Linked DNA regions of Homo sapiens: region 1 is linked to region 2. The links are chromatin loops, found by intact Hi-C in ENCODE. Cell type or tissue: heart left ventricle. All regions are shown on one strand. Links, peaks and the distances in the headings refer to the core of each region. The heading gives the core; the rest is flanking DNA. Region 1 overlaps MYO1E (myosin IE). Region 2 holds the start of FAM81A (family with sequence similarity 81 member A).

The links. Peaks named below come from ENCODE experiments on the same cell type or tissue, not always from the same donor. Only the 100,000 strongest peaks of a DNase experiment are listed, where the experiment ranks them.
Region 1: a loop joins it to region 2, with 2.2 times the contacts of the local background. A loop is called at or near these places in 2 of 110 quality-filtered maps.

Annotation. Positions count from the first base shown.
Region 1 is chr15:59,245,681-59,248,588 of GRCh38, reverse strand. All of the region lies in intron 4 of MYO1E (myosin IE), which reads left to right. Among named protein-coding and RNA genes, the nearest start is that of LDHAL6B, 40 kb to the right of the region's middle. In heart left ventricle, for the core only: a CTCF peak has its summit at 1,037 (motif pointing left); no DNase peak of the experiment used is centred there.
Region 2 is chr15:59,436,875-59,439,782 of GRCh38, reverse strand. It overlaps FAM81A (family with sequence similarity 81 member A), which reads right to left and starts at 1,597. Exons shown (of 9, transcript NM_152450.3): 1 at 1,501-1,597. RefSeq lists a silencer at 1,370-1,899. In heart left ventricle, for the core only: no CTCF peak of the experiment used is centred there; DNase peaks (open chromatin) are centred at 1,352, 1,782 and 2,492; H3K4me3 peaks cover 1,820 bases; H3K27ac peaks cover 669 bases.

The DNA.
Region 1 (2,908 bases), core at 97-2,596, 190 kb after region 2:
ACCTTGGATATTTCCTATGCCTTCCTCCTCAGCCCACTGGCAGACAAATCAGGAAGAGTGGCTTCTATGGATGCTAACTTTTTTTTTTTTTTTTTTTTTTTTGAGATGGAGTCTCACCCTGTCGTTCAGGCTGGAGTTCAGTGGTGTGATCTCGGCTCACTGCAACCTCCATCCCCCCGGGTTCAAGCGATTCTCCTGCCTCAGCATCCCAAGTAGCTGGGACTACAGGCGCCCACCACCTTGCCTGGCTAATTTTTTTGTATTTTTAGTAGAGACAGGGTTTCACCATGTTGGCCAGGCTGGTTATGAGCTCCAGACCTCAAGTGATCCACCTGCCTTGGCCGCCCAAAATGCTAGGATTACAGTTATGAGCCACCGCACCCGGCCTATAGATGCTAATTTTATCTACCATGCCTTGTGTTCACTAATTTATCTTTTTTTTTTTTTTTTTTTTTTTTTTTGAGACGGAGTCTCATTCTGTCACCCAAGCTGGAGTGCAGTGGCACACTCTTGGCTCACCACAACCTGTGCTTCCTGGGTTCAAGTGATTCTCTTGCCTCAGCCTTCTGAGTAGCTGGGATTACAGGGGTGTGCCATGACACCTGGCTAATTTTTTGTTTGTATTTTTTAGTATAGAAGGGGTTTCGCCCTGTTGGCCAGGCTGGTCTTGAACCCCTGACCTCAAGTGATCTGCCTGCCTCAGCCTCCCAAAGTGCTCTGATTATAGGCGTGAGCTGCCATGGCTGGCCTAGGTTCACCAATTTAACTTTCTAGGGATAAGTATTTCTGATTCCTGAATTGCCTTACTAGTTCAGTGGCTCTACAGATATGTAGGCTCCACCTCCAGAGATTCTGTTTCAACTGATTTGTGGTGGCCTTGGAGCATTAATACCTTTTTTCAAGCTCCCCCAGCTCACTCTGCTTAAAAGCCAGGGCTAAGGCTCTTGAAATCCTGATTTCAGGTCACCTCTTGCTGTTAGCACCATCAGACCCCGCAAGATAGACTTCCTGAGTGCCTGCCCTCTGCTGGTTGCTTTCGTATAGGTTGTCTCTTAATCCTTACCACTCTGTTGGCATTGTTTTTTGAAGCTGCATCTAAAAAATGAGGCTTAAGAGAATTCCAAGATCCAAAACTAGTAGATGGCAGAGCCTCTATTTGAATTTAGCCCTGTCTGACTTCAAACCTTATGCACTTTCTTTATACCTATTAGCAGTGATGTCTCTCTAGGTCTCAAATTTCCCATATTTTAATGGAGATGTAATAGCTACCATATACCATAGGACAGAGGTCAGGACAGGTTCGCCAGGTTAGTTACCCCTGGACTTGAGCTCCTAGGATTAAAGTCTCTCACTCTGTCCCCACAAATACAGGTGCTTTTTTATTTTAGTTTTTGAAAAAGAGTCTCGCTCTGTCACCTAGGCTGGAGTGCAGTGGCACAATTTCAACACACTGCAACCTCCGCCTCTCAGGCTCAAGCGATCCTCCCACCTCAGCCTCGCGAGTAGCTGGGACCACAGATGCGCACCATCATGCCTGGCTAATTTTTAAATTTTTTGTAGCGACAGGGTCTTCTTATGTTGCCCAGGCTGGACTCAGGTGCTTTTTAAAACTAACCCTTTGTCATTGTTGGCCGTGATGCTCTCTGCATACCCAGGAGGATGATGATTGGGCTTGTCATCAACGGAGGATAAATGACGCACAGACTTAGTTAACAGAAGAACATGACCTTATTGACACATTAGCTTTGATTTCTTACCAAGAGGTGAAGATGCATTTATACACCAAATGGCCATACCTGGGCAGTTTCTGTATTTTACCTGACTTGTTATCCAGTGGATTTGTCTGGGGGCCAGAGCTCAGTCTTCCCCTTCTTTTCATGGTTCTCTATGGCCTATTTCTATATTATAGCAGGCCTCTGAGCAGAGACATGATAGCACTGACACCTGGTTCAAAAAGATAAGGTTATTGGTAGAAAAGAGATGGGATGTTGAGGGAATATGGAAATCTATTGCAGCAGTGAGGGCCTGACCTGAGTTAGAAAGGCGAGGAGGAAGCCGACGTATGACTTTCAGTAAGCCTGTAAAGAAATAAAGGAATGGGCAAGTGTGAAGGTAGACTCTGGGCAGTGCCAACAGAAAAATGCAACAGCAATAGCTACATTAGCATCATTAAGAATGATAGTGAAGCTGGGCATGGTGGCTCACGCCTGTAATCCCAGCAGGTGGGCAGATCACCTGAGGTCAGGAGTTCGAGACCAGCCTGGCCAACATGGTGAAACCCCATCTCTACTAAAAATATAAAAATTAGCTGGGTGTGGTGGCAGGCACCTGTAATCCCAGCTACTTGGAAAGCTGAGGCAGGAGAATCACTTGAACCCAGGAGGCAGAGGTTGCAGTGAGCCAAGATGGCACCACTGCACTCCAGCCTGGATGACAGAGCAAGACTCTATCTCAAAAAATAAAAAAAGATTAAAAATTTAAAAAATTTAAAAAAAGAATGATAATGAGCACCTGAAGGCTTGGTAGGTACCTGTGAGCCCAGTAAATGAGCCACCCATATCTGCTTAGCTCATTAATCTGTTCTCCAAAATCCAGAATTTGGATTTGTGCATTAAAACCACATATGTGATACCTTTGGATGTCAAGAGACATCTCTGCAAATCTGTTTAACAAAAAGGTCATGATGTGGTAAAGGAAGAACTGGCAAGCTTTGTTCATGATCTCTACCATCTCTCCATCACCAGACAAGATCTTGACAATGTGGCCAGAGGCATTTCTGAAGCCCTTGCCAACTGACCCATGGAGAATCATCGGGCCTTGGAGAACATTTATGTGGCAGTTTTATTGCTGCCATCAAAAGTGAATTCTTATCACTTTTGGCCTAAATCAGCTCTTGCACCTTAGGCTG
Region 2 (2,908 bases), core at 275-2,774:
TTCATGGTTGAATTCCTGGACACTAAGTATTTTTCTATCCGTATGCTATCAGATTTCTAACATGTAACACATTAAAGGTTATTAAGCCCTCAGGTAAACAAGCTTGCAGAAGCTTATTCATTAGCATTGGAAACTGTGTCTTCCCAACCCACGTTCTTATACAGATGAAATCAGATTCGAATGAAAATCAAGGGTAGCTTTAAGTAGAAAGTCAGAAGGGGCAACCAGGGGTACCTGTGAGAGGGTACGTCCTCCATTCCCCTCCGTGGAAGAGGGAAGTTTATAGACAGTGGATATGGAAGGGGGCCTAAGTGTCCTTTTTAGTACCAGTCAACGCTAAAAATATTATAAGTGCCAAGGAACCCGCCCCCCCCAACACACACACACACACATACACACACGCGCATTCAGTGACAGGGCCCAGAAGGCAGATACAATGTGCAAATCTGGGGATGGTTCTCAATAAAGAATATATTTACTCTACAAACCTCTTATTTTAAAAGCAAGTTGCAAATGTTTGCCCTTGCTTCTGAGAGAGCTGCACTTTTGTGGATTCGAATCATTCTAGCATTATTTCTGGTTACTCCTATGAAATAATTTCCAACACTGCCGTACGCAGACTTTGAGCTGAGGACGAGAGCGCACGCGCACACACGCACACACACACACGCGCGCACACACACACATAAACCTCGTGCACATTGAAGAAATGACTCACTTAATTTGCTGCTGCCTGCCACGATTGGGTTTTGATTTTACCTGTTCAAATACAAAGTTTCCTATTAGATTAACTACAGGAAAGAAGAACTTAGGAGCATTAATCCTGATTTTGTTCATGTCTTTAGGGCACCAAAGAGGTTTTAACCTGTGCATCTTAAGAAGCCATTCTCCGGACCACCGACTGCTTGCTCCATAATCTTCCAGACAACGATAACATTTCTTACCACTTTAGGAGCCAATTAATGGAAACCCCTCCTAGAATAAACATGGTTAAGCTTTGCATCTCCGGTACCTGCAGAACCGTACTTTAGGGCTCTTTCTCAGCTCGCAGTAGGATGGCACAACAGCATTCTGGAACTGCAAAGACCCCCTAGCCTCTCGTTTGAAAGATGAGAAAAAGCGAAGGGGCGGAAGAGCAGATGGTTAACCTACCCAAGGTCACTCACTCTGAGTAGTGGGTCGGCTGACTCGCCTTTACCCCTGGCAATCCGTGCACCACCCCAGCTCCCCCAAACAGTCCCTCCGGGCGTCGGTTGGTTCGCTAGCATGCAGCCCCCGCGAAAATGCAACGCCAGTTGCGCTCTGTGCCCAACTTCAGCCCTTCGCGTCACATGCAGTTAACCCTCTCGCCCGCGGCATGTCACATGGGCCACGCGCAGCTCTCTCTACCCCACGCCTATCTCCTGAGAGGCTGCCCCAAGGTCACCGGCCGTCCCAGAGAGCTCCCGCCGCCCAGCCCCAGAGGCCGCCCGGCCGGGGTTCCCAGAGCGCGGCACTCACCGGCGCGGGGGGTGGGCGCGCCGCGGCTGCCCATGTCCTCGCCGGCGCGGCTGGGTGCGGCGGCCGCTGGCGCTGGCTGAGCAGGGCGCCCGGCTGCGGGCCCGCGCCGCGGGGAGCGCCGTCCAATCAGCGCGCGCCTGCCGCCTGGCCCGGCGCGCGGCCCGGCCGGGTTCGCGGCTCCCGGGGGGCGCGAGCCGCCGCGCGCCGCCGGAGCCGCTTCCGGGCGCGTTGCCTGGACGCGGTTGCCGTGGCAGCCCGAGCTGGAGGCTTTCCCCGCGCACCCGCGCCCAGCCTGGCGGCGCCGCCCCTCCTCCCTCCTCGTTCCCACACCCAAAATAGCCTCTGCTCGTCGCTGCTGTTTCCCACAGAGCTCGCATCCAAGCGCCTTGGAGTTGGCGGGCGGGGATTTCGCTCATTGGAAAATAAATCCTGTTGTAGGGATGGTTGATTTGGAGAGGTGTTGAAATGGTGCCTGACGGAGATCATAGCCATGGTGGTGGCACTGCAATTCTCTCTAGAGCCCCAATATACCTTATTTACTAAACCGCTTTCCCACAAAAATAGTTCTCTCCCCCGCCCCACCTCAAATTGGGGAGAAGTTATTTGATTAGGCCACGGTGACGCCCCACCTGTGCAGGTGAACGAACCCTCCGGGGCTGCCATGTGTCATTTACTGAATCGCCTTGACACCTGCAGTTGGGACCCAGGATCGTGTCTCATCGCAGCAGACACGACGAGAAGAAGAACCCCGAACACCCCTCCTCTTCCCAGCCCTTTCTTCTCCCGTCAGCTTCATCCCCTCCCAGCGCGTCCTGGCTCTTTCCACCTTCCTCTCGATTTTGGATTCTCATCAGGACGCACAAGCCCATTCACTCATAATTGTGCTTCCTCTCGGTGGGCAGGATTTCAGCGGAGTTGCGGGGGACACGACCTTTGCCTCATCTGGTTCGTGCCTCCTTCGCAGATACTGGTACTTACCCAGCACAGGGGCTCCTGTCTGTCTCCCCCACCCCGCCCCAGCCTGAGCCCTTCCAACCCAGGGGAAGGAGCCCGACATGGTAGAAGAGCCCGAACTGTGGATTCGGCTGAGCGGTTTTGGAATTCTCTCTCCGGCAGCATTATTATTTAGGGGCTATTAGTATTAAGGACTGTTATTTGTGTGTGATCTTTGAAATATTTGTGGGTATTCTGCGACTGTTTCCTCACCAGTAAAACGGGCTAATAACTTCCACAAAGCGCTAACGCATCTGTAACATTCATTCAGCCAACAGTATCTATTGGATGGCTGCCAAGTGCTAGAAACTATGCTTAGCCCTGAGACACAATGGTGAAGATGAAAAAGAGACACATCACTTTCTGATCCCACAGAGCTTAGAGCCTGACGAGCATTCATCAAATAATCACAGAC